Linked DNA regions of Mus musculus: all the other regions are linked to region 4. The links are chromatin loops, found by intact Hi-C in ENCODE. Cell type or tissue: left cerebral cortex. All regions are shown on one strand. Each heading gives the region's core, and the rest is flanking DNA. Links, peaks and the distances in the headings are about the cores only.

Region 1 (8,067 bases), core at 1,653-6,652, 160 kb before region 4:
GGAGTTGAAGATCATCTTTGACCTCATAGAGAGTCTTGGTCCAATCTGAACTATATGAGACCTGCCTCTAACAAAAAGTTGCTCCAATTTAACATTTTCTTCTCATTCTGGAAAATTCTCCTCCCCAGCTTTATAACCATGAGTCTACATAAGATTGAAAGTAGTTTTGCCACCCCATCTTTTACTGGCTAGCCTAATCTTAATTTTTATAGCCCACATTAAGGTATTTTACCTTTGCATAACCAAGCATAATCATTCGTACCAGGACCACATTTATATGCACTCCGAGGGACTCATCGTGGTAGATTTCATTTACCTGGAGACAAAAGAGATAGTTGCTAGAAGAAAGGCAATGCAAAGGATTTCAAGACACACACAACATTGCCACGCCAGTTGCAAGTCCTCTACTCAGATTGGGCAACTTACATTGTGTTTAAATTTAGTTTAAGCCAATCTCCAAAATGAAGTAATTTATTTTTTGTTTTGGAGCAATCTTTGGATATGTGAATTATTGAGTTTTTGTAAAGTACAGAGAAAAATTAACATAGACATATTAGGAGGAGATTTATTTAACAAATTTGTGTGTGTGTGTGTGTGTGTGTGTGCGCACACACACACATTTGTGTATATGCCTACATATAACACAACACTCACATAAAACAAATTAAAAAAAAAATGACTCCTGATTTTCTGTCCTTCTGTGAGTGGCCACAAGACAACAGAAGAAGACAGACAATATAGCAAGAGTGCCCACATGGCTTGCAAACGTACTATCTTGGCTGAGGGATTTCTGTATCGAAGCTTTGGGGATCTATCTGTGAGTCAGCAAGTAGGTAGCTTTCCCAGCATCCCCCAGGACCGAGCAGCTGGGGCAATGCTTTTTTAGAACTACTGTGGGATAAATACTTTTCAGAATATGCAGTGTTAAGGAGACCGTACAAGTGCTTATCAGAGATGTCAGTTCTGGACTCAACTCTGAAGATCTCAATTGACTCCCATATCATTATTACATTTTGAAAGTTAGGCTAGAATTTCTCAGAAATGACTTTGTATACTTTAATAGTACAGATGTTGGAATCAGAGCAATTTTAGGTTGCAGCTCAACTGTGTTTCATACAGGGAGGACAATGAAGCCTGTAGACTGTCAGTGACAAGCTAAACCACACAGTGCGTTACTGGCAGACAGGAATCTAAAGCACACTGTAATTATATCTTCTGATTAAGCTACTGCAAAGTGAGTGCAAAGAAAGTCTGTCCAACTTGGTGAATGCTAGCAGAAATGACAAAGGCAGGGTTACCTGGCTAGATTCCAGTTCCGAGCTATTCCCCCAGAACAAGGGCTCAAACTTCTAACAGAAACTAGGAGAGAGATGAAAACTAACCACAATTTCGCTTGAGATCCAGGAGGTTTGGATGGCAGGCTTAGCAAATCTAAAAGCTGCAGAGAAGAGTACAAAGCCAGAAAATACAGAACATTTAATCATCATAGAATGAAACTCATGCATCAGGGTACTCTGGCTTGCCATGTTAGACTTGCCACACCTACCAAGAAACAGGCCAAGAAATCTCGAGTTAGATGTTTCAAGATTCTAGCATGACTGCATGGAATAATTTCAACATTTTAGATCTTAAATTGATGGGTAGTATACTATGTATTCAGATTGTACACAGCATTTACAAAGCTACCAAAGATAGATGTGAAAGGTCAGTCTAAGGTAGAAAATACTAAAAAAGGTAAAGCATATTCTAACAGGAAAGGCTTTATGGTACCTTTAAGTGGAAAATGCATATATATACATATATATGCATATATACATATATATGCATTAATTATATATAGTCATTAATTAGAAAGATCTAGCTTGGTAGCTATAGAAGATAAGCTAGATTAAAAAAAAAATACTCTGTGATGAACCCTTGCATTGCCCAGGAGTATAGGCAGGTGACCCATGGCCAGTTTGGCTTACTATAGGCTAACGGAAACCCAAAGTATTGAACTCACTATGTACTGACATATAAGAGAGCTGGTCAACAATACAATGGCATTTAAAGAAAATAACAGAGACCAAAGAGCCCAGAAAATGTGTCCTATACAGAATGACTTGGGAGATACAGTGATTAAAGATAGAAGACATTAAATTTCTCAGATCACATTGCTTCAAAAATCCCTCAATGGCTACCAACTTGAGGATAGCAAGGGACAAAATAAGGTGAGTAGCTGGTGATGCCACTGGGGACCATGATAGGGTCCTAGCTTGCACTGCCACAAGGGGCCACGTCTGTAGCAGCATGGTGCCACCGAAGGCCAGGATGGCATCCCTGGTCTGGGCTGCTGCCCTGGGCACATGTTGATGTCTGAAGGCTGTGCAGAATTGGCCTCAGCCTTCACCTGAGCATCATGGGAGAGCAAGAGAGCAAATGAACCTTCCCTCCCCCAATTCCAGGGGTTTCAGGTGAGCCAGCCCCAAGGATATAAGATATAAGCATTGGAGAGAGGGCCCTACCTTTTGTCCCCCCTGCAGTGGTGTGGATGAGGGAGAGATACCCTCCTCCTGCCTCTCCCCTCACCTCCTGCTACAGGCAGAAGACCTGGCCTTGGGGTCGTGAGAACAGGAGAATTGTCCTTGCCCTTCACCAGCTACAGCGCGCAGCAGACTTGGTCTTGTATCCTGCTTGATCAGCACAGTAGAGCTGACCCTGACAGTGGGGGTGGAGGCAAGCTAGAATGAGAAATGAGAGCATGGGAGAGCTGACCCCCACTTGTCTGCCCTAGTATGGTGACATGGGTGAGGGAGAGATGTCCCCCATTTCACTCCTTGCTATCTATAGCAGGCAGGAGAGCTGGCTCTGGAGACATCAAAGTGGGATAGCTGGCCCTGCCCTTCATCTTGGTAGCTCAGTAGAGCTGCCCCTGGGTGTGGGGGTTGCAGGTGAGCTAGCACTAGGGTTTGATGCCCTCCTCCTCCTCCTCCTCCTCCTCCTCCTCCTCCTCCTCCTCCTCCTCCTCCTCCTCCATTCTCTCATCCCATGACATCTATAGCAGGCAAAAGAGCTAGCTCTCTGGGTCATGAGAATGGGAGAACTGTCCCTGTCCCTCACTGCTCACTGGCAACAACATTCAGGAGAGTGGGCCCTGTACCTCACCTAGGCAGAGGGTAGAGCTGACCCTGGTTTTAGGGGTTGCTGGAGAGCCTGCCCTGAGGGTTTGAAAGTGGGAGAGCCAAAGGGATGACCAGCTCACATACCTCCTCAGGCCCAGATCCAGGGCTTGGAATTGGCCTAACCCATTGATGAACTGCTGGAGAGCACGAAGGAACCAGTCCTACAGAGCCAAAACTACAGGATCTCCATAACACAGGGAAACAACAGGATATCTGAGAGGAGTCCCAGGAGCCAGAGGCCTTGTACTAGACCAGAAAGTCATTGCAATGAACATTTGCAGGCAAGGGAGAATGGAAAAAAAGATACTGTGGGACATACTATGACACAATGAGATTTTTTTTTCTCAGTTGGGGTGGGGTCCTGTGGGGTTGCAGGGGTGGAGAGCAGGTTAGGGGAGGGGAAGATGCAGTTGGATTTCCGTGTATGATGAGAAATTCACAAAGAACCAATAAAAAGTTTTTTAAAAAAATTAATCAAAGGAGGAGCAATATTTTCACAGTAGCAGAAACTAGTCTTCCAATAAGAAAAACCAACAATAGCAGTCTATCCTGGGCAAAGACCTGCATCTTCACCGTGTTGCTTCTCAAAGATCCAGAAAGTTGACTCCTATGTATAACTCACTTTTAATCCATGCTTAGTAACATGTCAGCTCCCCATCTCCTGATGCGCGTCAGTGCTACAGGTACAGTGTTGTCACACCGCGACACACACAGGGCAAGAGCACTAGGAGGAAGAATGAGCCAGGTTCTCTGGGGTCATAGGTTCTGGGTTCTGGTTCCTGCCTTCCCACAGTAAGCTCAGGGACTTTAGAGTGGCTACCTAACCACTCTGGACCTCAAGTTTCTCGGTGAAAACTTGTATCCATAATTGCTCTGCCTGCCTCATAGACAGGTTGCTCAAATCAAGCAGGATGACACACCTCCATCCTCTGCCAAATGCCAAATCCTTTCCAAACCCATCGGCCTGTATATGGGGAGGTTTTGTGAAAACCCATAGCCACGACCCACCTTCTCTCTCTCTCAAAAAAAAAAAGCTTTAATTTGAATTTGTTCCATGTCAATCAAGTGGAAGGTGAAATTCATAATTATCAAGAAAATTACTGGAAAAAAAAGTCATTGCCTTGTAGTTTGTCTCAGAGGTGGTAGAGATCTGTCAGCAGATGGCACTGTGCACCTCTTGATAGGAGAGACGGACCAGTTGTCTGTTCCCTACACCTCCAAAGCACCTACACCCCCAGCTGGCTAGTGGGCCTTCTCCTGTTTACTCACAAATAAAACAGCTCCCACTAAGCTAAACAGAAGTTTCAAAAGAGCATGAGGAGAATCTTATTTTGAATGACTACTTATCTGAATCTTAAAAGCAAAGCAAAAATATTGGCAAATTTTTATTTTGAGTTTGTGTGTAATCCGGTTATAGTAGTCCATAAGAGGCCTAAAGGCCCACCCCTATCAGCTGCCTATGTTTACCATGCAACCAACACAGTATAGAAGGAACTAAGGGTGTGTCAGACTGAATTCCCAACTTCACCCAATCAGAGGGGACTAAAATAATGTTGGTAAAGACGATAGTTTTAAGATGTTGTACTGACAAAGAAAGCATATGTCCCCAAGTAAAAGCAGCACCATCAGGATCCACTTGCAACACTTAACATCGTGTATACCTTTCTAGATGCCAGACATTGTTGTTCATATGTCAGCCTGTACTGAATCAAGTAACCCTTGAGACACTCACAGATATAATCTTTACTTTACAGATGAGGACATTGAAACCCAGAGTTGTTAATTTTCCCAGTGCCACAGTCACAGAGCAAGCTGAGGGCAACATTCGTTTGTTTTGGTTATCTTCTTCCAGATGAATTTTAAAGAAAGGTGAAGATAGATTTATTACAAATAACAATTTCTTTTTTTCATCAAAACAATGGTGCACTAAAAGTACTGGAAAAATCAAGGCCAGAAAAAGGTGAATGAAAAAAATAAGGTGTGGCGTCAAGTCAGTGTTGGGCATAAGAAAAGCACTAAGTGTAGATGTTGCTATAAGCCATGCATTTGACACAAGAAATACTGATCACAATGTCACTCGTAGTGCCAACCTACTGGGCTCTGGATATGTTCAATGAGGAGTTCAGGGTCGAGCCCAGAGTTCTCATTAAATGACCTGAAAGAAAGGGTAAACAGAATATTAATTCAATTTTCAGATGGCCTTGACTTTGATGAAGTTGCCAATGATATAAAGAGGGCAAAAAAGGCAAAAATCCAACCAAGTATCTCTTTCCTTGAAAAAAAAAAAATTCCTTCCAGGTTTGTTCCCGGTCAGAACAATTTCTCCAGGGCATTCCCCTGGCAGGACAGTCTGACCTTTGTCTGACTAGCTGATGAACAGCTCTGTCTGGCTTCAACAAAGAGACACTCATTTTTCTTCCAGGTGAATTGGGTCTTGAGAGGCAGTGTGGTAGAATGATTAGGAACATGGGCCCTGTCACCTACCTGCCTAGCTAGGGTTTTAGCTATGTGACCCTGGGCATGTGATTTCATCATCTTTGCCTCAGTTTCACATTGGTAAAAATGAATTGCCACAGTATTGTATTCACAGTGTTATCGAAGGGAACACATGAGTCTATATGGAAACAGAGATTAAGATGGCACTTGGCATATATATATATGTTAGGCACAATTACTGTCATTTGCTCAGAGAAGCAGATAAATAGTTCAGATATGTGAATTTTTAAAGAGATCTTTGCATGTCAAGACAGCCAGGGTACTTCTGGCCAAACATGAAAAAATTCTGAATTGATCTATGAAGAATTATCATTCTCCACAATTGTGTCTCACGGAGCTAAACATGCCAAACAGTCACACCCACTTTTCCTCTGGGGCGTCCTGATACTCAGAATAGACAGGTGTCCTGTAACCAAGTCTATTTGTCTCTCAACTCCAACCTAACATTACTAGTCGCTATAATGCTATGTAAGACTCTAATTGTTTATAATACTCTCATCAGACTTTGATAAGTGCCCCGATATCCAAGTAGTGGGGAACTAAACAGTAAATAAGTTTGAATTAGCTCTGACCAGACATGTATTCTAATGGGAGAAACACGGGCCTTAAAGCATGGAGAATATAAATGTGAGAAGAAACGAACAGCATTGTGGATGAGGGTCGGTGGTAGACAGCTTGCGTAGAATGCATGAGTCTCTGGGTTTGAGTTCGGGTATTAAAGAAAGAGGGAGAATATAAAAACAGGTGCTGAGCTGGAGAACAGTTGCGGAAGGAGGTAAAGAAAAGGAATCATCCTTCTTCAACCAAAGCCCACACCCAAGAAATCGCTAATCACCTCTAAAACCTGTTACAGCTCCTTATTAGCAAAAAGTTCCCCATGCCTTAGGATAGTACATCCATTTTCCTGAAGTTAGCCTCAGCTTCCTACCCAGTCTCTCCTACCCTGTCTCCCTGCAGTACCCCATCATTTACCACACAGGCAAACCTACAGTGGGTGTACTGGACAGTTTTGTGTCAACTTGACACAAGCTAGAGTCATCACAGAGGAAGGAGCCTCAGTTGAGGAAACACCGTTATGTGATCCAGCTGTAAGGCATTTTATTAATTAGTGATCGATAGGAGGAGGGCCCAGTCCATGGTGGGTGGCGACATCCCTGGGCTGGTGATCCTGGGTTTTATAAGAAAGCAGGCTGTGCAAGTCATATGAAACAGGCCAGTAAGCAACACCACTCCATGGCCTGTGTCAGCTCCTGCCATGGCATTCCAGCCCTGCTTGAGTTCCCATCCTGACTTCCTCCAGTGACAGACTAAGCTCAATAAACTCTTTCCTCCCCAAGTTGGTTTTGGGTCATGGGGGGTTTTGTTGCGACAATAGAAATACTAACTAAAACAGTGGTTATCAAAACACAATGAGCTTGCACTTGCAGTACCTTATTAGTACAGTTGGTCCCCCCCCCCACCACCACCACCTTTCAATACCCAATGTATTCTTTGGTATCCAGCTCATATAGCACATCCCTTCTGAATACTTTATAGACCACTGGTATTAGTGGCCAAACCTCAACTTCCTCCTTCTGAGTTCATATTTACATAATGTCTGTGATGGATCTTCCGAATGAAAAAAAAATACTATCGCATTTTATTAGCATTATTTGATTTGACCTGGTACAATTAGCAAGATATGTGAGGGAGCTAGATTTTATTAGTTTTTGTTGTTGTTGTTTCCTAGGGATTTAACAGGATTGTGGTCTCAAGAGAGACTACAAATGCTGGATAAATAAATACTAGCACACAGTTGTGAATTTCAACAGAAAAATACCTGGATTTTAGATACTGACCCAAAATGAAAACTGTTGCATGACCCACTAAGGCTGCCTGAACATGTATCTCCAGGTAAATCTGCCTTACAGTGATGATGAGTGATTCCATAGACATTACCTAAGAGCCAGAAGTTGTCATTAAGCACATCAATAACATCCATGTGCTAAAACTCAGTCACTGTGCTTGGTAAGAGCCAGGTTATGGAGGGAGAATAAGATTAATTGTGTTTTTATTTATATGTACACGGCAGGCAGCTGTCAACATTCCACATATGAAGCTTAAAAACATACTGTTAAGTGTAATCAAGGAACAAACAAGCTATCAGAAAACTATTCTCAAAAAAATTAAAGCACGGTGTACCAAGGAGGAATTAGTTTGCAAGAGACTCAAAGGACCTGTTAACTGATCCTGGTCTTGATAAATGAAATGACTCTAGAAAGGACCAAACTATAGATGAATAGAAAAGGATGTTACTTTATACGCTAGAACAAAAAGGGATGGGAAAGGGTGGTAACCATTACCACCCCAACCACACACTGGATTGCAGGAGCCAATGTATCAACAGCAACACCAACAAAACCTTCCTGTC
Region 2 (8,067 bases), core at 1,718-6,717, 64 kb after region 4:
AACTTCAGCAAAGTGGGAGCATACAAACTCAACTACAAAATTCAGCAACCTAATAAAGAGATCACGGATACAGTCCTGTCTACAGAAGACACAAAGACAATAAATATCTTGGAATAAACCTAACTAGAGATAAAAAGATCTCTGCAATGAAAATTCAAAAATCTCTGAAGAAAACTCTAGAAAACAGAAAGATATACCATGTTCATGGATCAGTAGAATGACTGTTGCCAAAAACAACCATTCTACCAGAAAGCAATTTACAAAGTCAGTGTGACCTCATTCTGAACACCCTCCACATTCCACAGAGAAATAAAAACAAAATCTAAAGTTTATATGAACCAGAAAAGACTCCAGAGAGCCAAAGCTATCCTTAGGACAAAGAAGGCTGGAGAAATTAACATCCCAGATTTCAAGATATATTATAGACCTATGGTAATTAAAAATCAATAACATATTTTGGCACAAAAACAGATATATAGAACAATGGAATAAATAAAAGACTTAAACTTAAGTATACACACACATACACACACACATACTTATGCCTCTTGGGATGGCAACAGTCTCCACAAGGGCTGTAGACTGTCTAACAAAAATCACAGTACTAAATATAAGGAACCTCCATTCAAGTTGTTGTTTAGGGTAGTCCAACTGACTTCCAAAACCATAAAGGCTATTGTTGCTGCCTTTGGTTGTCTCTCAAGTGTTGACGATAAGTCCATATTGCTGAAGACATCACACACCTAGAACAAAGGACTCAGATGATTCAAAGTAGACCTAACCTGATAGCTTCATTGATGTGGCCCATCTTCCATAGTACTAGAAAGTAATATTCAAGTTGCCAAGGGAGGGATGCAATCAATAGTCCTGTTACATCCATCTATGATGCCTATGAACCAAAATAATGACCACCATGACAAAAGACCGACCCCTAAGGTACAATTCCTATTTTGGTGGTAACCAACAGCTTTCTAATTGGATGTATGACACACTCAACAGAAAGGAAACCATGCCTGGTACTAAAACCTAGCCAGCTACCTGTTACAAGTGAAGTTATCGATCTTAGAACAAAAACTACTATTGCCAATTTAGTACTTGAGCATAATTCCTAACTATATTCCAAAATGTATCCTTATACTCACAAATAAGTATAGCTCTCATGCCTTATCAAAGAAGCATTTCTGTGTAACAATGGGAATTATAAAAGTAACTTTTATTTGCCAGATATAATTGTCATCTTGGAGGCTTACTGCTGAATAAACTAACCTTTTCTAGCTCTTTCTGAACTCTGGCTGGCTGGTTCAACTCAGCTGTTCTGGCCCAAACTCCTCTCTGGATAAAAAAAAATCTCAGAAAGTTCTCCAGTTTGCAGAACTTACCCATCACAGCCATGCAAAGCAATGGGCCACCTCCAGAAAACTTACTTGCATGCCTTTAGTCTTTCCTAGATGGCTCCTGACAACAGACACACCCTTAGTACATACCTCCTCTCCAAGCTGACTGATTCATACTGACTTCACTTGTTTTCTGACTGAATTGCTATGTTTGGCCTCAAACTATCTCTGGCAATCTGTTCTGATTTTCTGATTCATTCTTATTCTCTGGCTCGTTCTGTCTTCACCTGCAACCTGTCTCTGTAAAACTGTCCCAGTAAAACTGCTTTCTCTCTCTCTCTCTCTCTCTCTCTCTCTCTCTCTCTCTCTCTCTCTCTCTCTCTCTCTCTCACACACACACACATATATATATATATATATATTTCCCAAATTTATACAAATAATTTCCAGCAATCTGAAAAGCTGCAAACAGGGCTCTGTAAACCTACATATGTCACAGGCTGATTGCACTAGGATAAGAAAGCAGGCTTGGAACAGACTTCTGACCAAGAAAAATCATTCTTTCTAGGCCGGGTCCAAGGATGAAGCCACAGGTGTGCACTCTGATAAAGGAGGTCGTGTGAAACTGTTGCTTTGAACTTATAATGAGTTTACAGAATGAAACACTGCTTTGAACTTATATCAACATCCTCTGTAACTACTCTTTTGTGTAACATTTTTTTCTATGAAGTAATTTTCTAAAAATCTTTTGTCTTATAAGGTATAAGAAGGCCAGAGAGAAGAAATAAAGTGTGGCTTAAGGGGTTCTGTCCCCCATTTGGTATGCATGAACACTTGTGGAGTTGATGAGACAGGTAGTTGGGCCCAACCAGGATTGTATGTATCTGTGTGTGTCTATGTGTGTGCTTGAATTCTCCCTTTCTTCATTTCACAACAGGATATCTAAGAGGAGTTCCAGTGAGGTTTCAGGATTAAGTAGCAGAAGCCAGAGGCCTCATACCAGACCAACAAGTAATTGCATTGGACATTTGCAAGCAAAATGTGGGCAAGACGGTATACTGTGGGACACACTGTGGCACACTACAGCTTCCACAATGAGAATTTTTTTTCTCTGTTGTGAGGGACATTATAAAGGTGGAAGGTGGGTATGAGGGAAGGGGAAATTAGTGGGGTTGGGGTACATGATGTGAAATTCACAAAAAAAGGGTTTTTTTTTAAGTTTTTAGAAAAGATACAAAATATGTACAACATCAAATAGACAGAACCATAACTCTTAAAATCATATAATAGTGAAAATTCTCATGTACAGAGCAAAGAAATGATTTTCTAAGTAGTATGAGAAAGAACAATTCATGTACAAAAGCAGACTCATCAGAATAACAGCACAGTTTTCAGTGATGACCATGAAAGCCAGAAGGGATTAGATCCATTTTCTACAAGTTATAAAGGAACAAAGATTCCAGCTCAGACTACTATACCCAGAAAAACTATCAGTCATAATCAAAGGAGAAAGAAAAGTTTCCCATGTTAAGAACATTTTAAAGAATTTATGATCACTAAGCCAGATTGACGGAAGACTCAAGAAAGAACATTTAGTTGTAAAGAAAAGGTAAGCAGCAGTGGCCAGCACTGCTGGGGTACAGGGACTATCCATGTGCCACTGCCATAGTACATGGTTATGAGTGACAGGGCATGGCAAAGTGGGAAGTCTCTACCCAGGAAAGGAAGAGCTAAGGTGTAGCTCAGCAGGAGGATGTGTGCCTAGCAAGCATTAGATCTTGGATGTGATCTCCACCTTTGAAAAAATGAAAAGAAGGGAGTTCTAGTGTGTGTGTGTTCATATTCACAGCCTTGAGAAAAGTCAAGAATTCTAAGAGTTCTATTAAAGCATATTTTTGTGTTCAAAATATTTTTTAGTGAAAGTGGATTAACCTAAGCCTTCAATATGTGTGAAGTTCATATCTGTGAATGTTTATGTGTCTTTGAGCTCTTTCACATTTGCTCAACCAACCTAAAAATAACACAGAATAAAGTAGATGCCTGTACTACTCCAATGTTTAAGAGAACTAAGTCTTATGGTTTCCTTTGCCAATAGCATCTTCACATCAGACTTGTATTAACACTGGTGAAGGAATTAGGATTTTCTGTTCCACTCCCCTTTTTGTCTCTAGCAGATAGCTAACACTGTCAGACCTCTTTTGTCAGGTGACTTTGCCTGCTGGCAGGGGCAGCGTTGGAAAGTGGTGGCTGCCTGCACCTCGGTAGGCTGAGCTAAGATACTAGGAATGTGCATGAGAAGTGGCAGTGTGCTGAGCCAGTCCTGGAATTGGAGTCAACTTGTCTTCAGAAAGCAGAAAGCACGTTTGCTTCCAAATTCATGAGATTTTTCACATTTAGCTTCCAACGTCTCATTACAGTGACTCCTTCTGGCAAGCAAACTGCTGAACAGTAAGCAACTCACCAACCTCAGGAGACTAAGAAAAGCATGAAAAGGTGCTCTGGCTTAGCAAAAGTGCAATGGTTTGTTTTTCATCATCTACCAGAGAGTTAGAAATAGATGAAAAGTTCTCGCTCATGCTTCAGAAGCATGCGAAGAATAATACAACTACATTTCTATTATACTGTTTCCAGTGTTTGAGAATTTCAACCTCTTTTTCCTTTCCAACGTGCAAATACAGCTTTCTAGATCTATGTGCTGTCTAAATCTCATTAGACTGCCTCCTCTTTAACATGTATTATGCTCTCTGAAAACTTAGCCTTCCAGGGTAGTGATTAGATGGAATTGAGCTGTGGGTTTCCTGGCATCTCTGTTCAAAATAGTCCTGTTACTTTGGGACGTGTTATTGGGAAAGATTATATCCCTTTTGTAGGAATCTTTAAGACCTTTCTGGCATTTGCTGCAACTCTGAAGATAAGTGCTAGTCTGGATGTTCCTGCCTTCCTCCTCTGTATCCCTCCCTCAGTCTGGTCACCTCTTTCCTTCCCTATTTCCCCCTTTCTCTTGCATTTCTCCTCTTCCCTCCTTCTTCCTTCTTTTCTCCCTTCCCTTCCATTCTTTTCTCATCTCTCCTCCTTCTCCTCCTGTCTCCCCCCCCCCATTTTCTCTGTATTCTTGTATTTCTTTTTCAAGCACTCATTATATACCCATTATTTGCAAGGTATTATGTGAGGTGCTGGAAATGTACAGATGAATAAGTCATAATCCCACAATGTCAGCCATGATGGCCATTATCATAATTATGTACAGCATAATAATGACATAATAGAAGAACAGCTAATATAAAGACTACAGAAGCTTGAGAGCCCGTGAAGCATGCTCCAGAGAGACTTCATTAGAACTCTGATTCTCTTTGTCTGATTTCCAAGAGGATCAGTTAACCCCAAACTTCCTGGGAATTCTCTCCAAGATTAATTGGTCCCCAGGGCTAGATGAGAAATCAATAGCTGTAATGTCTCTAAAATTCTCTTACAGGTTTTTAACAACCAAATCTCTCCATTCTCTTTCTCACATTACCTCACACATTCCAAGGCATTTGATCTCAACCCAGAGGCCACTGCCACACACCCCCACCCCTTTATTCATTCTGTGCCTCACAGCAGGCCTGAGGAGGAGGAAGACAGAAAACTTTTCAGTGTGAACATCAAGCTGTCAGCCTGCTTCTGCTATCCCTCTGACCCGCTAATCCCTACCACAGCACACTTACCACCAAATGCCAGGGAGGGAGAGAAAGCATAGCACATAAGAGGCTTCTCTAATTAAAAGTAAAACTCCTTAGCGCACACAATTTCCACACAATACGAAGGACACTGTGGGGCCACTGCCCCGAAAGACCTCACAGCCAGGTTCCAGCACAGGGAAGCAATGAGTGCCCATAGTGACGACTGCGCATTAAGCACATGGTCCATATCAGGCCCACCCTATGCACTTCTGTTCATTCTGCAGATATTCACCTCTACCTGCAATGTCCCATATGTACACACGATGACTCCAATCATTTTCCAGTTAAGAAGACAGAAGCACTGGACAACTACAGGTGTCGGAAGTAGAAAGCCATCTCAAGTAGCAGTAATTTGTCTTCAGATTCCATGGCTTTTTAATTTTTACTAATCTTCTCTTATACAATACATTCAGGCCCCAGCTTCCCCTCCCTCCACTACTCCCAGCCACATATCCGCCCCCACCAATTCCCTCTCCCTCAGATTCCCTCTTCTTGCTTATCTCCCCTAGAAAAGATCAGGCCTCCTAGGGACATCAACTGAACATGGCAGAGTCTGTGTGCTTAGACCCTGGGCAGAACTATTGGCCAGTTGAGTGTGATGTCATATGCTTACTGTGTGTAGTTGTATTAGCAAGTTGAAGAGCAAATTTCCCTTCTAATACTAGAAGGCTCCAGTTCTAGAACCAGCCCTCACTTGTTCTGGCTAAGGAATACTCTTTTATGTTGGCTACTTAGTGGTGGCGATGCCATTGCATGCCCATCAGCACGAGATGTGGCAATGCCTCCCCCCATACTTTGCATCTTATTGCCATGTGGCAAGCTTACTTGTTCCTGGGTAACCCTAAGCCTCTGAAAGATGATTTTGCAGCTTCTAATTTTGGCTTCTCAATTTAATATTCACTTTACTACAGCAGCCTCCCGTGGTACCTACAGAGTCTGAAGTGGCCCCTGCATTGGCCCTTTTAGATTTTTTTTCCTTTGGGAAGGAAAATTTTGTAGGAGTCATTAGAAATATATGTAGGACATCTTTGAAAAAAAATTTAATAATACACTGTTCTTTTACGCACATACAAAAAGAAGAGACTGAATACTCCTAGGAATCAGTTGCATGCCGGGTACAATGCAATTCCCCAAAGTTAAGCCAAAATCTGTTAGCATTTTTTGAGGAAAAAAAAAAAAGCATGCTAAAATGCTAACTGACAGTGTTTCTGGTATTCCAATGTTCTTTGGTGACTAAGTTTGGGTCGTGTGGGAGTTAGTGTTGACAGAGACACTTGATAATTCTGTGCCTAGCCCAGTGATCTGAGAGTTACCCTTTGCTGCAGATACCAGGTTTGGTACAGCTCCCACCACAGATGTGGCTGTACAGTCTGTGAGGTAGCCTCCTTCTGGAAGTCAGCTTTTCCAGTAATATAGTAATTGGTTAAGTATGCATTGTGGTGCATTTAATAACGGAGTGCCTTGGTTTTCAGAACAAATGGCACCCACATGCTTGCTATTAACCTGAATTGAATGTAATGTGTGCCAGGTGCCAAAAACCAATGGGAGTCCAGGTGATTCTCCCCCATATTGGAAATGCTATCTGGCCTTTGATGAGATAACCAGGAAAATTACACACACACACACACACACACACACACACACACACACACACACACACACACACACACACACAAATCAGCAGGCAAGCAGTTTGAAGTTCAGTGGCAACTTAGGAGGTGGTCTCTATTGGACTTCCCTTTCCTTACACAGGCAGAGCTGACTGCCATGTTCCAAAGCAGAGGCCCAGCACACTGTTCTTAAAGGCAGCTAATCACAGACCCAATGCTGGTAAAACGGGGGTAAATTAGTTACATGTGTGGTGGAAAGGTTTTAGACTCCACAAATAATCCAGGAAATAACTAACACTTTCTATTATAATCACGTGGAAAGGTTGTACACTGTAAAAGCTGCCAACACAGAAAATGCGCTGGGCGTCCTCTGTCTTCATATGCATTTCTCCAAGTATGGCTGTCAGAGCATTCCTATCCTGTCAGGGTTTCAGCACAGCATCAGAGAAATCATCTGAACAAATGTTTTAGGAGAGTCAGAGGCAAGAGGTGATTTTTTTTTCCACTGTCTAAAAGAAAGAGAATTTTTATGTTCACATGAATACATTTGCACAGAATAACCAGCCCTTTGATGTAAGACAAGCACAATGAAATAAATAAAAATACCAATTCCCTTGAGAATGCACGCTTGGTGGGTGTTTCACCTAGCCTTCTCACATAAGCCACATTGACGGGTTTTGATGAAGATCTCCAGTTTCAGTGTTTTTCAAATGTATTTAAATTCTCTAATGAAGTAAAACACATGATAAACCCTCCTAGTCACCATGGTTACAGTCTTTCCCAAATACTATGATAAGCACAATGTGATATTATTTGTAGCTCTTTCTTTTAAAAGTTGCTCCAAAACATTTCATTTAACTTCAACATAAGTAAATACCTATTGTCTAACACCATGTATACTTTGTTGATTTGCAGAAATATTCAGGTTAGGTAATTACAGTAATGAATACAACTGGCATGACCTAAAACATTCAAGATTACAATTCAAAGTGGGTTCCCTAGTACAGCATAAAGTACAAGACATCAGTACTCAGAAACCTATAGGGCACATACTCTACAAAGGCCACAAGAAGTGCTTATTAATCCACTAAATTCATTAAGTGAAAGCCAATTGAGTAAATAAATTTTGGGCTGGAGACATAGTTTAGCAGTTGAGAGTATGTAGTGCTCTTTTAAAGGACCCAAGTTCTACTCCCAATACCTATATCAGGTGATACTCGACAGACTACAGCTCCAGGCTATTTGGTACCCTGTTCTGGCCTCTACCAGTTCCTGCATGCATATATACATACATACATACATACATACATACATACATACATACATACTACATACACATAAATAACTATGTGAATCTTTTAATTGCATTAACTGCTTCCATTTTTTCTGAACATTTTGTCCACA
Region 3 (8,067 bases), core at 1,752-6,751, 180 kb before region 4:
CCTATGGTATTCTATTATAGCAACACAACAGCACGCTGCAGTTTTGCTAACTGAAAAGAAATGGATGTTCACAACACTGTTCCACTTAATTTGGATGCTTACAGCAACAGCTACATATGAACAAGGAAACAAAGTGCATTAAAAAAAGACTAAATGAGACAAAACTATTTCATTGCCTACATTTTGGGGCCTGACATAGAATTCAGCATTTAAGTATAGAACTATTTGGAAGACACGGTAAAAGAAAAGGATTTCTGCATTAATCTTTTAAACTTAGAATTGGATTTTTATTAGAATAATATTTAAATTAAAATGTAATACACAAACATGTATTGAAGGATCCTAAAGATAGTTATTTTATCGTAGTGGGATCAATGCCTCTCTTGAACACCAAATGAGCTTAATGGGAATGCTGGGGGATGCTGGGGGATGCTGGGGGATGCTGGGGGATGCTGGGGGATGCTAGGAGGTATTGGGGGATGCTATGGGATGCTCTGGAATGCTAGGGGATGCTGGGAGGTGTTAGAGGATGCTGAGGGATGCTGGGAGGTGTTGGAGGATGCTGAGGGATGCTGGGGGATGCCAGGGGATGCAGGGGATGTTATGAGGTGGAGGATGCTGGGGATGCTGCAGGATGCTGGGGATGCTACAGGATACTGGGGATGCTGGGGGGTGTTGGATGATGCTGCAGGATATTGGGGATGTTGGGGGGGGTGTTGGATGATGTTGCAGGATGCTGGAGGATACTGTGGAGGCAGTGGTTTGAACTCACCACACATTCTCCTCGCACACATATGCTGTATGGATCTTTGTAAGAGCATCGCGTTCCGTCGTGCACCAGTTGTTTCATGTAAGCAACATCCCCAGTCTCTTTGGACTGACAGTAAAGATGGCATCTTTTCTTGGCTGCATAAGAGGCAGGCTTAAATTAATATTTTTTTTATAAAATAGGATGTTTGACCAGCATAGTTTACTTTAAGATACAACATTTCAATATGGGTTCCTGAAAAGCAAATGTAACACTGGGTGAATGCAATAGGGAGAGGATGAAAAGTATAGATACGCCACCATGCATCTTTGTATCAATGTGAATGATGGATTATTTTATGTCATCTAAAGTAGACCATTGTTGGGGTAATAAGGGATATTCTTGGTAGGGATGTCAGTCAGATATAGACTGAGACTATCCCAGGCAGGTTATACTGACAAACCCTGATGTCACCTACATTAGCTTTTTAGTAAGCTTTGAATCAAAGCCAATTTCACTTTATTAACATTCAAAACATTGACTGCCTTAGTTTTTGGTCTCACCCTATCACTCAGCTGATATCTGTGCCTTTTGTAGCATCTGCATAATTGATAAATTACATTGACCCAGTTCACTAAAGTAAATTAGAAAATAATGCATTTATTCTAAAGTGTTCAACTTTGACCTATCCATGCTTGCATTACCTTTAAAAGAGCACTCAGTTGAATTCAGTGGTATATACACACTGATCAGCCACACAGAGATAAGAGAAGAGATTTCACTTTGAGCCCATCTAACCCAGAATTTAATAGGAAGAAGTCAAGCATTAGAAGAAAATTTCCAGGAGTATTTTTAATAACTAGCTTAGACAAGGCTATGAAGTCTTTAATACATGGGCACCTCATTTTTCCCTTACTGTTTTCATCCTAACTTGGCTATAAATGAACTCTTTCCCCTGGGCTGTGGTTATTTCTTAGTTGAGGATTTCAGTCGAATCAGGTGATCCAATGTCATTTCCCATGGGGGTGGTGACAGGGCTATTTGCCAGATATCATGTCTGTCACAATACCTATCTCTCAGGAGAAAGGCACTCTTCAGCCTGATTCTTGGGAACCTGGAATGCCTGGCCTCTCTAAGTACCCGACTTCTTATGTTACCACATAGGCGGGACCCAAGAGTGCAAGGGCTTGGTGTCAGCAAGGCTTAAACACTAAGTGACCATCCACACAGCAGGCAAAAGAATGATATGCACTCACAGTCGGGATGTTCATGCGGCAGCCAGTGGTGTTTGGTATTCTGGTAGTCAAAGTGTGAGTTACGCTGTTGGCACTGCTGGGCCCTGAAGTCCTCAAAGTGCTTTTGGCATTCTTCTGTATTACAAAGCTGGTACTCAAAATTAACACCAGGGCAGTCCTGCCCACCATTGATGGGCCTAGAGAAAAGACAACATTTCAAAGGCTGCCTGGCATCAGCCCAGCAGCTCAGGCCCACAGAAGCAGTGCTGCTGGGCAGAGAGCCAAGTGTCTGCGCTGCCAGCACAAGCTGAATGGTGCTGTCCTTCCAATGTCTAGGGTCTCTCCGAATGGACCCTTCTCCCTGTGCTGAGAAGTAAAACCTGCGCCCCAACACAACCTGACTTAGGTTTCAAATGTTTTGTTTTATTCATGACAGATGAAAAGCATGCACGTGAACTCAAGAAGATGATATTTCCAACCGTGTATAAAACATGCAGGTGCAACCCAAAGAAACCCTAAGCCTATAATCCCGTGTCTCTGCTTCCTTCTATGTCAAACGCAAAATGGGATAATTTTCCCACCAAGGAAATGGTTTTCGATGGGATGGCATTTTGAAAGCATTCAGAATAGACCATGGCTTGTGGTGAACGTGTAACGCTTTCTGACGTGCTTTTTGGATCTTGTTACTTCTATGGCTGCCTGTGAAGACAGTGTATCGCCATCAGTAGTCTTTATACAAGTCATGCGCAGAGCCATCTTTCTGCCAGCACAGAGAACGGGCTGCTCGAAGGTTAAACCTCGGCCTGACAAGTTAGCATATCAAAGCTGGATAATTCCATCACTTTTTCTAGGCTTGCAGGAATTTTGTCTGGCTGAGTGAATGGATGACTTTTCTTCCCAGAGTTCCTGCCTGAATGCCCTTCTCCCCATCTTTCTGTGCTTCTACACTGAAGCAGCTGACCTGACCTTCTAGAACTCAGCTGATGTTGTTGGTACTTCTGTCCAATGCCTCTCTGCGTCTTCGTGAACATGTCACAGCTTACAGGGCACACACCACCTACTCTCTCTGGTCAATTTCCTAATAGTTCCATATGTCAGTTCTCAAAAAACAAACAAACAAAAACAAAAAAAAAAAAACCTCTTCTTTTGCATGTCTCTTGCTCGTCACTGCCTACTCTCCACCACTTTGGTGGTGAGCAGTACTTTCCATAGCCTCTGTTTTTCCAAATGAGATGAAAGAAGAGAAAACACTATGACAACAATGAATCACTGTCTGGTGTATAAGAAAGCAACAGGAATTGCAGGGTCACACTCACGTGGGATTATTGCATTGGCGTGTTCTAAAACGAACACCGGTTCCACATGTCCTAGAACAGGAGCCAAATTTGGTCCACGACCCCCAGTTGCCATCTTGCTTTTGCTGGTTAGCATTCTTCCACATGCAGTGTCCTTTATAGCACCACTTAGGGAAACGAGAGAAGGTAATTATGAGTCATTAAACACGTTATTCAGGAAACACTTATGAAAAGGTCTTCAATCCTTACTCTCCCTCCAGATAAATATGGATTTAAGATACCCATAGGCATTTGCTGCACAAAGGTATCCTATCAAAGGAAAACTTAGATCCATCATTTTAAAACTAAAGTTAAAAAGCCACATTTGGAGCTGGTGAAGAGCGCTTGCTGCTCTCCAGCAGAGGGCCTTGGGTCCTGTTCTCATTATCCACATTGGGTGGCTCACAACCATCTGTAATTTTAAGTCCAGGGGATCAGATGCCCTTTTCTGGTCTCTGTGGGCACCAGACAGATACAGGGCATGCACTCACATGCATATATATGTTATATTCAGGCACATTCTTAGACATCACTAAAAATAAAGCTTTTTATATATATATAAAAGTAAGATAACATTTACTTGGATAAGTTTTGAAATGGTACGTCACAAATGAGTGTCCAGCCCGCCCAGCAGATATTATTCTGGCTTCACTTCTCATTGCTTCTATCAGCAGGGGCTTAAATGCTAATATGCCCCATTTAAAACAATGACATGCAAATATGCCTCAACTTAAAAAAATAAGTTGGTTAAAACTATCCTCTGCTTTCAAAGCACCTTTGGCTTCATAGAATATTAAGTTATGAATCTGAGAAATGGATGGATTAGATTATGTTATTTACATTTTAGATAAGTAAAATCAAGATATTAAAAAAATCATGAATTGTTTAGAGGCCACCAGAGTGTATGAAGAAAGAGGGGTTAACATAGCTACAATGCTACTCATGAGAGTCCTTGATAATGCCCAGCGCTGCACTGGCAGATACATACTCAGAGGGAATAGATTGTTTTCTTTGCAAAAATTTCAAATGCCTTTTTGTACTTTACGGGCAAAAAAGTTAAAAAAAAAAAAAACAAAACCTTGTACTAGGACATAATTATATAGAGAGGAGATAGATATTAAATTGATTATAACATAACTTTTTTTATAAGCCAGAAGCTCTTATTTTTAGTTGAAGGCATATTTATTAACTCTTCCCAAAGGAAGACAATATATATATATATATATTTGCCACAGTGTCTGACAGAATGCAAGTGCTTGTAATAGCAGATTTTTATTAGTATGCATACTTCATATAAGAACCATACATGTATGTTTGAAATCAACCTTTTAAAAAGGTAAAAGTTGCATTCATCTTTTCTGTCACTACTTGGTCCTATCTACAATCTATTATTTCTAGACTAGTCAAGGCTCTTTGACTTGCATTCTTAGCATGCCTTTGTTTTGGGCTCTCTGCCCTTAAGAGAAGCACACCTTGGCATCCAGCCAGCTTCTAAGCATTCAGTCTCAACTACACACTCTGAGATTTAAAACCTTTGGGCATCCTTCCCCGAGGAGTGAGGCCAAATCTTCTGTATAAATTCACATGCCTTTTATTTCTGGGCAGCTTTCACAAGGGAGGCCATGCCAGCAAGTAAATCAGACCCCAGTAGCAGGGGCCAGAGATCTGCTGTCCCTACTACCTTTCCTCTTTGGCCACAGAGAGTCAAATGGACTGGTCCCCCCAGGCCCAAAAGCATCTAATGTCTGGGCCTGTGAAAGTGACCTTATTCACTAAAAGATTCTTTGTAAACATGATTCAGTTAAAGATTTTACGTTCAATAAAATGATCCTGAGATATCTAGGTAGGCTCAAGCCATCACGAAAAGATTCAGAAAGGGACAGAGGGAATATACACCCACTGTCAAAGGTCAGAAGGGTGGGTCACGATGTGGGAGGAAGGTAGCCAGAAACCAGGAGAGGAGAGGAACCAATGGCCACACAGTCTTGGAGGGAACACGTCTACATGCAGACTTCACCTCTGTGTAACTGATTCTTGTCCTCAAGAGCTATTTCAGAACAAACTCCTAGGGTTTTGAACCATCAGCTTGTGGTAGCAGCCATGGAGGCTAGAACACCATCTTAGTGACTTACCATAAGGAGCCCATGGGTACAACAGCAGAATGATAGGCCAGCAGCGATCATCATCTGCTAGACTTTCCCCCACAGCTCTCACTGGAGCTTAACCAGCAGACACTCACCTTGCCAGCAGCACACTCAGTCCCGTCGAGTGGGGGCCCCTTCTTGGTCTTACAGAAGTATGGGTTATCAGGGTGGCTGCACCATAGCTGTTTACATGGGTCAAAGGTTCGGAACTGGAAGAAAAAGAAGCAAACGATGGGTGACCTTTCAGACAGCGGGATGTTTGCCAACTGTATTTTATACATGCTTTCTTCATGTCATAGTATTTGGTATGTGTGTGTGTGTGGGGGGGGGGAGCTGTTTTAATTTCAAGCTGATAGCCAAAGGGGTAACATGTCAAGAAATAAGCACTGGCCTTAGGGCTCCAGGTCTGAATGCTCTGTTCTGAAGCAGCAATGACAAGTATAAGATGCCCATATTGTGCTACGAACATTAATTACATCATCCCATTTCATCCCCACATAAACTGTAAGAGACAAATACTATCGTGACCCATAGTTCATATGCAAGGAAACTAAGCCAGAGATGTCACCAATTGTACTTGAGTTCCTGGACTTAGTGTAAGACCTGACATACTCTGTCTGCCATCCATTACCATAGTGTCTAACTAGTGAAAAGTAGAAACGTAAACTAAAAGCACACAAAACAGCTTCATTTTATAGCCTAGGCTGGTCCTGCATACAGTAAACAAATGAGTGAAGCCTGGCTTCAAACTGATCTTCCTCCTGCCTCAGTCTTGCAAGTGCTGTGATTCCAGGCATGCACCCACACACTTCTCACAGTATTATTCCATTTGAGTTTCTTCTAATATACCATGGTAATCATTTTCTTTAGCCACAAACATGTAGAATACTGGCCATCATGCCACAGAGAAGCTCAACGTCATCTCTGAAGGTAAGACAAGCTGGGGGGTGGGGGGGGGGGTGAGCAGAGCACAATTGTCTTAAGCTGGAGAGCCTTGGTTGATGTGCAGCTAGCTAGTCTTACCAGGTGTGAGTAAGTGGCCTGAGAAGTTCTGCAATCTTGGCTTTTTCATCCTAAAGACAAAAGCCTTGAAATCTTTCTGCCACGTCTGCATTATGTGTATAAACACACACAAACACACACACACACACACACACACACACACACACACGTTCACATACACATATATAAACACTAATGTATGTATCTGTAACAACAGCTATAATTTTAAAAGCTATGAATTCAAAAAAAAAGCAAGGAGAGGTATTTGGGAGGAGGCAATGGTGGAATGATATTGCAATCTTGAAAAGAACAAAAGAAATAACTATAAACCAAAACACTTTGATCTTTCCATCTCCTTTTTTTTTAATCTCTCATGAGGATTAATTCAGGCTATGTACCCAAAGTGTCTACTTTAGCTCCATCAACATAGCAAATGCAAGATAACCTTAGATATTTTCACACTTGTCCCAGTGAGTTTGCAAAGCCCACCCAACAGGAATGACACAGACAAATTTCAAGATAAGATGTCTAAGTTAACAGTGGGTCACATACCGCAGTACACATCTTGTAGCCAACGCCAAAGTCAAAACGGCATTGCTCATCCATGGAGTAATTAATTCCGGGAAGTTCTGGGAGTTTGGGCCAGTCGTGTTCAAAGGGGTCATCAAGGAGGCAGTCATAGGAACTGTGGGAGGAGGACAGTAAGTGCATTTAAATTCTCAGGGTTGATATCAGAGTTTAAAGGGAGTGGACTCTCGGCTCAACTTCTCTGGGGTTTGTTCAGCACATAGGGCAGGTTCCCAGAAACATGGATTTTAAGGATTTGGGTTTTATTTCACTCACCTCTCATCTCTGCTAATGTTGGGAAAAGGAACCACCCCCCCCCCCGGGATATAGTGGTGCTGCGGCGGCGTTACCCATGTCACCAAGTGACCCTATATGAAGTGTGGCATAGGACTGTGAGGTATAAACAGGGTTAAATGCAGGAACCATATAAACACCCTGTCTCCATCCTCAGGACAAATCTCACCACCAGTCACAAGGAATCTACCCCACCCCAAGGAAGCCCCATGCCAGATAAAACGACTCAAGTTCTAGCCTCATGGCTTAACCCATTGTATGACGCTGGAGAATCTTTTGGGTCAACACCTCTAAGGTCATATGTGTAGCCTATGCAGCAGGGCATGACATGCAATGAGGCACATACTGGATGTATCGTTTCAGTTCCTGACCGCTGCATCTGGACCAGTGATAACGATGGAAGGCAGCTTGCACTAGTGGCGCCATGACACTGCCCATGGCAGTCTCATCGCCACACCGATTGCCTTGCCCGTCATGCTCCATGCCCAACCTAGAACGCAAAGGAGACTTCATGGGTAAGAATCACAGATCCATGGCTTGGATTTCCCTGTCTCACAACACAATCTGGGAAAGACCTATTTTTTTCAACTCAACATGGCTTCCTTGGAGATGCCATGGATTCTGATATTGAGAGCTGTCTAATGAAATGCATTTCTTATTCTGTAGCCATCAGTGGCACAGCACAGGTAGGCTCAGCCAAACAGAGTTACTCATTGAGTTTCAGTGCATGACCCTTCCCTGTG
Region 4 (8,067 bases), core at 1,873-6,872:
TATTTGGGAAATTAAGATGGATCAATTACACATGGGATGGGGGTCCCTTGTGCTAGGAAACTCCCCATGCCTTGCTATCTGTTTTAAGGATGTAAGTCTCGAATTTTATTTTGGCTCTTCTCTCCAGCTAGTCTATAGATCTTCCCAAAGTGGCAATAAAATAGCCAAAAACATGCTTACAGAATTGTTCATGTTTATTTGATATGTGCAACAACAAAAAAAAGTGTAACTACCTTGCCTCTTTCAGAGACCCTTAAATATTTTAAATGTATTCTAATAACTAAGCAAAGCCGAAGTTAACTTTTAAGTAAATTTTCTAAAAAGTCAATTTACTCCTAAACTGTAAGGGGTTTATTTCATAGTTTTTTTTTCCCAAAAGCCATTTGTCAAAATATATGAAGTGTGTCTGCTTAGTAACTAACCTCTAGGGCTTTCTTTTTAAGCAGTTATTTGACATGCAGGTAATGACCTATATATAACACCATGTGGCAGCATTCATTACTATAGGAAAGCAGACATCCTAAGAAAAAGAATTATCAAGTTCTAGACAATCATGATGGAATTCAGTGACTTTTGCAAGAAGTCTGTAATGTTATGGAAAACAAAAGCAAGTCTACTAAAGCAGTTTTTCTTCATACAAACACCTATTATCACACCAGTTATTCCAACTAGATCGCATACCAACTATGCTTTGCATGTACAGGTTAACCATTCCTTATCCAAAATGCTTAGAACTGTAAGATTTATGCTTTCAGACTTTGGAATTGGATCTAAAAGACTGCAATTAAAGGAACAGTGCATAAAAAAATAATGTCTGAGCTGTCTGTCAATCGTTGGGGCTTTGGGAGATTATCAGAGTTCCAGAGAACATAGAAACTGTCAAGAAGATCACCACAGTGCACACATGTAACATATATGTAATAAGAATAAAAGAATGACAGCTTTCAGGGAGAAGCACCCGTGTAGTTTAGGAATAACTTGAGTAAGTTGAGAAATCAAAGTTGATCTCTATTCCATTACAGGATTCCGAAGGAGAAGCCCCACCACTGATAGCAATCCTCTCTCCAAAAGAATGAGTTCCCTGGAAGTTATCCCTGTACACAGTCCAAGCGATAGAACCAAATTCTTCATCTCTGAACCACTCAGAACTTTACCAGGCCATTTGGAACCGTCCCTAATGGATTTCCAAGGCAGTCTGAGTTGGCTTCTCACAAGCAAAGAATGTTTAAAGCTCGTCATCCTGAGGCAGGGGTGACCTTGAGGGTTTTCTTAACATTTCTGAGCACTAAAGGACGATTTGAGACAGTAACAAGAGAGCCACAGAAGCAAAGGCAAGAAAATTTTCAGCTCCACGGCAACAGCAATCTTCACTTACAAGGGAGAATAGGCAAATCTGGCAGAGATTGCAAGCAGATAGTAGGGAAAACCTAAGCAGACCTTCCAAAGCTACACATAGGATTCAACTGGCCATAGACTTCTTAAGCATGGGTGGAAAAGCAAGCGAAATGAACAAGCCAAGGTCCCCGTGCTCTGCGGTATAAATGTAGTCACAGGATGCCTCAATAGCACTGAATGATTAACTGGTGACCATTGTCATATTCACCATTTTCTTGGGGACTCACTAAACCTGAAGAAAGGCACTGAACAAAAGCATTTATTTAAAGAAATCCAGAAGATAGATCTCTATGTAATAATGCCCTGCCTGAGACAACTAGTCACTGAGTAACACATCTCTGGGGTACCAAGTGTGGCTTTATGTACCAAGACACAGCCATCTTAAAGCTAGAGTCTTTGCCTAAAGCAATGACAGGGCCTCCATATGCCAAGTCAACCATTCGCCAAATGACTCCCACTAAACTCTGAAAATGATGTATAAAGACAGGTATAGATACATCCCAATGGTGACTAATTATTTCTTATTTAAACTAAGTGTCTGAGTGGACAGAGATACCACTTTCTAAAGGATGGAATGCAATGGATTTTACAACTGAAGACTAGAAATAGAGTGGAGAAAAATAAACATGGTCCCGTCCCAACAAGAGTTGCTGAGGAAAAACAGTTTAACCCTGTACCATGATCCTTTCTCAAGCGACATTCAAGAGAATTGCAAAGGGATGGTTTCAAAACAAAGAGATTGGGGATTCTTTTTTTCAGATTTTCCAATTTCCACAGGACTCTAATTGTTCCCTAACCCTCGTGTGTCACGGAGCCTCCTAACCCAATTAAGGCAGCCATGCAGATGCCCACAATGACTCCCTCGCATCCCACGAAGACCATGTGCTGAGTCAGACGAGAAAGAGCTCCACAACAAATGCCAGAGACATGCCAATGAACTCATGAGTCACACATGACCATAACTCCACAAATATACTTCAACATTCACAGGTTGGGCAAAGCAGTAGGTAGTTTCTCTATTAACAAAGAGGTCCCAAAAGAGATCAGAGTTCAAAATCTATTTCCCTATTTTTCTCTAGAGTGAGCCAAACCTCCTCTCATACCAAGAATGTGTTTTCCCCACTGGTTAAGAGAGAAGCCATATCAACTGTGAGACACTACACAGGTGAGAAACCTAATGTCTTCTAACCTGCCATTGCCTCCACTACAAACTGCCTTCTCTCTACCTAAATAGAATCCTTCTCCGACTCTAGTGGGCTAAGACATGTCATATAGATATTTTTAAAATTGGCATCCTGGGCCATATGCTACAGTATCATATTGTGTGATTTTGTTTGCTAAAAAGAAGAAATGCCAGACAAAATTAATCTAACGCTGTTATAAAATCAGGAGTGTGGCTATGTTTACTGAGGGCTAAGAATCGGGAAGGTGGCGGGAGGGAGGCCACAGGGGTGTTGGCTATATTCTGCTTATTTGTTGTTGTTGTTGTTGTTTCCTAGGTGATTTTATTTTATTTTTTACTTTTTTATTAGATATTTTCTTTATTTACATCTCAAATGCTATCCCAAAAGTTCCCTATACCTTCCCCCCTCCCTGGTCCCCTACCCACCCACTCCCATTTCTTGGCCCTTGAATTCCCTTGTACTGGGGCATATAAAGTTTGCAAGACCAAGGGGCCTCTCTTCCCAGTGATGGCCAACTAAGCTATCTTCTGCTACATATGCAGCTAGAGACACGAGCTCTGGGGGTACTGGTTAGTTCATATTGTTGTTCCGCCTATAGGGTTGCAGACCCCTTCAGCTCCTTGGGTACTTTCTCTAGCTCCTCCATTGGGGGGGCCCTGTGTTCCATCCAATAGCTGACTGTGAGCATCCACTTCTGTTTTTGCCAGGCACTGGCATAGCCTCACAAGAGACAGCTATATCAGGGTCCTTTCAGCAAAATCTTGCTGGCATATGCAATAGTGTCTGTGTTTGGTGGTTGATTATGGGATGGATCCCTGCGCTTATTGATCCACATGCATTAGTATGTACCTTAGGAGAAGCATCAAGCTGCAGGGTGAATCCACACATTATCCTGCAAGCAGATGAAACTTTAAATCATTTCAAATTTAGCTTCTCCACAGTTTGCGGTTTATCACTAAATTATGTTTATCTCTTCCTGAAACATACTCAGAAGCCATTCAGAGCTACGGAATTTCTCTAGCCGATCTGTAATGTAATAGATATAAATAATAAATACATACATAAATTTTACAGACTGGACTAGTCTTTCCTAATGTTTCATCAATCAAACAGCATCTCCAGGCTTTTGCGTACAACCAACCCCCTTTCAAACGAATGGCCATTGAGAGAAGTCGGTACATACATACAAGTGTATTTTCCCAAATCTCCAAGTCTCTTTTGAAACGGAGACAGAAAAGAATCCAACGCTATGGATAAGGATTTCTGAAATGCAGCATTTTTAACACTCTTATAATTTTAACATTGACTATAAATGATGGCTATACTTTGTTAGCACAAGACTCCAGGGTCAAAATCTTTATGTTGTTGCTGCTGCTGCTGCTGTTTCTTTCATTAAACTAGAATATGGTAAATAAAATGTCAGTAACAAAGAGAACCCGCACAGAACAGGAACGGGGAGACAAACACTATAAATCTCCAGAAATACAACCTAGGAGCCGCCAAAAGCACCCCTGCCAGGCTGCTGATTTGTCTCCTCTGAGCCAAAGTTGAAGCACACCTGCACTAGTTTCTTTCCTGCAGAAAGAACTACTCAAGTAATTGATACCAGCCAAGAGTCTGGACCAAAGTCGATGCTGGGCCTCTTACATGAGAGAATCCTGATTCTCGCTGATAAATCTCATCAGGGCAACACGTCTTATTGTGTGACTCAAATGTGTTGGAAGAACGGATCGTCTTAAAACGTCTTTTTCATCACACACTGAAAATGGAGCGTCTGGTGAAATCAGTAATTAAAACTAAGACTGTTCTTTTTCCTGTCTGCTTGGGGTTTTTCTTTTTTAAATTCCTTTAAAAAGATAGACAGATGGCTGAGCGCAGTCAATCACCACAAAACTAATCTCTCTTCTTAGGCAGTTCACAGTGCATTCTCAGCCACCATTCTCCCTTCTGTTCTGCTCTTGCCACTTAAACTCCAAAAGTGGGGAGGGGAGAGACTCCACAACAGGAAAGCCCTGAGTAAGGAGATGGTCACACACGTGTGATGCGTGCTGCGCATATAAGTGGTTCACAGCTCCGTGGTGTTAGAACAGTGAAATGGACTCAGGAGACAATGCACAATTTTGAATTTTGATCCTTCTCAGAATAGCACTAAGAGAACTAACCCTCTTCCCACACCGAGCAGCAGTATCCAGGTGCAGCAGCTATGGGCAACACCATTAATCAACAGCCATGACCACTAGCTGTACCTCTAACCTCTAACCTCTAACCAGGCTATTACGTCCCCTGAGCTGGGTGTATTAAATGCATTTGTTGACTCAGAATATTTCCAATTCATGTTGAGTCTATGAAACATAATCTCACTCTAAGTCAAAGGGCATTTGTATACGGCTCGGACCTGGATATTGGTTTTGCCCACTAGTTAACACATGTGGACCTCACTGTGCACTGCAGCAGGCAGCTGTAGCTGTAACAAAGTTTCTCAAATTTCCCGTTCTTCATCTCTGTAGCAGACACACCTACCTACACTTTCCTGAGACTGTGAGAATCAGATGATACAATGCACTGCAAGCAACTAACACTACACCTGGCATTTAGTAAGTGGTCAGTAACTTGTAACAAAGTTTGCAGTAGTAGAGATAGCTATTCTCTCTCTCTCTCTCTCTCTCTCTCTCTCTCTCTCTCTCTCTCTCTCTCTCTCTCTCTCTCTCTCTTTTTAAATTGACTTTACAGCCTAGTGTGGTAGCATGTACCTCAATCCCAGCATTTGGATAAGAAGTTTGAGGGCCTCCTTGCCCACTTACCGAGTTCTAAGCCAGCCTGAACTTTTTCATACTATCACTTCAAAACTGCAAAGTTCATAGTGAGGAACCCAAAACTAAGATTATCGTTTAAAGTAATTTAAATATGAACGTGTAGTGGTTTGAGCGAGAACGCCCTCCCCACCCCCACCCCCCAGGCTCATCTACTTCAATACTCTCTGTTCCTAGTCAGTGGAACTGCTTGGGAAGGATTGGGAGATAGGCTTTCTTGAAGGAGGGGTGTCACCAGGCTGGGCTTTTGTTTCAAAAGACTCATGACATTCCAAGTTAGTCTGTCTCTTCCTTGTGGTTGTGTTTCAGGATGTGAGCTCTCGGCTAGTGCTCCAGCATCTATCTGCCTGCCTGCCTCCCTGCCTGCCGGCCTGCCTGCCTGCCTGCCTGCCGGCCTGCCTGCCTGCCTGCCGGCCTGCCTGCCTGCCTGCCTGCCTGCCTGCCTGCCTGCCACCATCTTCTGATTTTGATGATATTGGACTCTAACCCTCTGAAACTATAAGCCCCAAATAAAACTCGTTCTTCTATAAGTTGCCTTGATCATCATGTCTCTTCACAGCAAATGAGAAGTATCTAAAACAGTGATTAAGAGCATGGGGTGCTCTTTCAGGGTACCCAAGTTCATCTCCCAGTACCCAGTGAATGAATGGTACAGTGGTGGATAACAACCATCTGTAACTCCAGTTCCAGGGGATCTGACACCTCCTGGGGTCACACACATAAACAGACATAGGCAGGCAGAATGTGCCATGCACATAAAATGATGTTTAATATATGTATATAAGAATATTGATTATACCCTGGCTTTCCAATGTGGCATTCAAAACACACACAATATATTAGGAAAAACTTCAAGAAGTGATTGCTGTCTTTGGAGTAACCCTGTTACAAATCACTTACTCTGAACTTTCCTTACCAGTAAAATGGGAGTAATTAATAGCCCCCCACACACAGCACCAGGTGCGAAAGGCCTTAATAGCATCTTTACATATTCAAAAATAATTATTTTCAAGCACATGGAATTAAGAAAAAAAAAAAGTTCCCCCAAGAGCATAGACAAAGGAAACTTAAGGAAAAACAAACGAACAACAAAAACAAATGTGAATTTTCTCTTCATCTTTTTCCCTTTATCCTAGCATCCTGACAACCGTCTTCAGTTATAACTAAATTTGTTTCTCCTTATGTTACACAAGTTGAGGGTCTAACTTTATACATCTCTGGTGTTCCGACCCCACTGTAACTCTCCCAGGGCATAGCAGCAGCTTGCACCCAGTCAGTAATAAATTGATGCTCCAGAAGTGGAAGGCTATTGATGCCACTATAACTTAGCCCGAGGAACATACGACCCACCCACGGAAAGCAGAAGAGTAGAAATGATTCCAAGACTATCCATTATTTTAACCACTCATTAGAAAACTTTCAGAAACAGTTCTTTTGCTTGGCCTTAACTTTGTTCTCAGCTCACAGCTAGGATAAGAGTGACATTTGAGAAGGAGGCTTACCTATTTGCACCATTTCGTCAGTACCAGCCTGGAAAGGAGGGGTGGGGAGCAAGAAAAAGAAACGGTTACTGGGTTTCATCTTATCTCGCTGCTTGGTTATTTCTACCATCAGTGCTTTGGGGGGACTGGCTAATCAGGAGACCCAGAGACTGGAATTGCTGCCTGAAGCCTGACCCCCGGTTGTTCCTAGAAGGCTCTTGTGACAGGAACATGAGCCAATTCTATGACTATGTGAGAGAGGGACTTGTTGGCCAGCTTTAATTTTAGTATCTGTGAAGAGAGTAAAATAGTGACCCTCAATGGCCTCTTTGGAAAACTCCAATACTAAGTCACACGAATCAGGAAGGGGGGGGGGGGGCTGGGGGCGTAGTCTACATTTCACCAGGTGAGAAGTGGCCTGAATCCTAAGAATCAACTAGAGAAATGCCCCAGTCTTAAAGTCCCGTGGTCAGACCAAGCAAACCAGAGAGGCTACAAAAACTCACAGAAAAAGCATGCACTGAGAGCCCACCGCTCCAGTGTGGGTGTGATTTATTACAAAAGGCTCCCCAGCCTGAGCCTCCTTCAAGGGCCCTTCTGAGAACGTCAGCTTCACCTTGAGTCTCCACAGGGTGGGGGCAGGGCCGAAAGGCACCAGAGCTGCACTCAATTTAGCTTTAAAAAGAGGAGGAGTTCTGCAGAGGGGGAGGGGAAGAGGCGGCAGACGCCTCCAGCTCTGGCTGCCCGCGGAAAAGGCGAGGGCAGGAAACGTCCCAGGCCCTCCCCAACTGTCAAACTGCAGCCCAGCCCCAGTCCTCCCAGGACACGTGTCTGCTGGGTAGCTCCGGGTCCTGCCTGGCGACTTCTTGAAACCTCTTATCCCTGGCCGCCCGCAGGAGCAGGGAGTCAGGAAGAGGGAGAGCCTGTGGGCTCCGGGATCCACAACCCTAACTTCGCCAGAGCGCCCGAAACGCCCTCGCGAAAGGGGGGGACAGCCTGATAGCCCCGCTAGGATGAGATCTGACTGCAGTCTCACACCTGGTTCGCTCCTGGTCGCCGCGGGCTAGGGGATCCCCAAGTGTGATGAACCTAGGCTCCCGGGGGATGGCTGTCCAACCTCCGGTGCAGTGAGCCCCCCAGGCCCCAGCCCCGCGCAGCGCCCAGCCCTCCACGCGCCGCCTCGGAACGCAGAAGATG

What was found. A loop is a pair of places that touch in the nucleus more often than their neighbours do. Peaks named below come from ENCODE experiments on the same cell type or tissue, not always from the same donor. Only the 100,000 strongest peaks of a DNase experiment are listed, where the experiment ranks them.
Region 1: a loop joins it to region 4, with 2.6 times the contacts of the local background. A loop is called at or near these places in 2 of 42 quality-filtered maps.
Region 2: a loop joins it to region 4, with 2.0 times the contacts of the local background. A loop is called at or near these places in 2 of 42 quality-filtered maps.
Region 3: a loop joins it to region 4, with 3 times the contacts of the local background. A loop is called at or near these places in 2 of 42 quality-filtered maps.

Annotation. Positions count from the first base shown.
Region 1 is chr5:89,710,425-89,718,491 of GRCm38, forward strand. It overlaps Adamts3 (a disintegrin-like and metallopeptidase (reprolysin type) with thrombospondin type 1 motif, 3), which reads right to left. Exons shown (of 22, transcript NM_001081401.2): 6 at 233-316. Among named protein-coding and RNA genes, the nearest start is that of Gm7056, 98 kb to the left of the region's middle. In left cerebral cortex, for the core only: a CTCF peak has its summit at 4,311 (motif pointing right); a DNase peak (open chromatin) is centred at 4,348.
Region 2 is chr5:89,938,743-89,946,809 of GRCm38, forward strand. No RefSeq gene overlaps it. Among named protein-coding and RNA genes, the nearest start is that of Adamts3, 59 kb to the left of the region's middle. In left cerebral cortex, for the core only: no CTCF peak of the experiment used is centred there; DNase peaks (open chromatin) are centred at 3,750, 4,069 and 6,333.
Region 3 is chr5:89,699,635-89,707,701 of GRCm38, forward strand. It overlaps Adamts3 (a disintegrin-like and metallopeptidase (reprolysin type) with thrombospondin type 1 motif, 3), which reads right to left. Exons shown (of 22, transcript NM_001081401.2): 9 at 7,671-7,814; 10 at 7,016-7,148; 11 at 5,557-5,670; 12 at 3,300-3,445; 13 at 2,005-2,180; 14 at 773-906. Among named protein-coding and RNA genes, the nearest start is that of Gm7056, 87 kb to the left of the region's middle. In left cerebral cortex, for the core only: a CTCF peak has its summit at 3,684 (motif pointing right); DNase peaks (open chromatin) are centred at 2,184, 3,357 and 4,854.
Region 4 is chr5:89,874,644-89,882,710 of GRCm38, forward strand. It overlaps Adamts3 (a disintegrin-like and metallopeptidase (reprolysin type) with thrombospondin type 1 motif, 3), which reads right to left. Exons shown (of 22, transcript NM_001081401.2): 2 at 6,892-6,919. Among named protein-coding and RNA genes, the nearest start is that of Adamts3, 4.7 kb to the right of the region's middle. In left cerebral cortex, for the core only: no CTCF peak of the experiment used is centred there; DNase peaks (open chromatin) are centred at 2,271, 4,300, 4,520 and 4,922; H3K4me3 peaks cover 90 bases.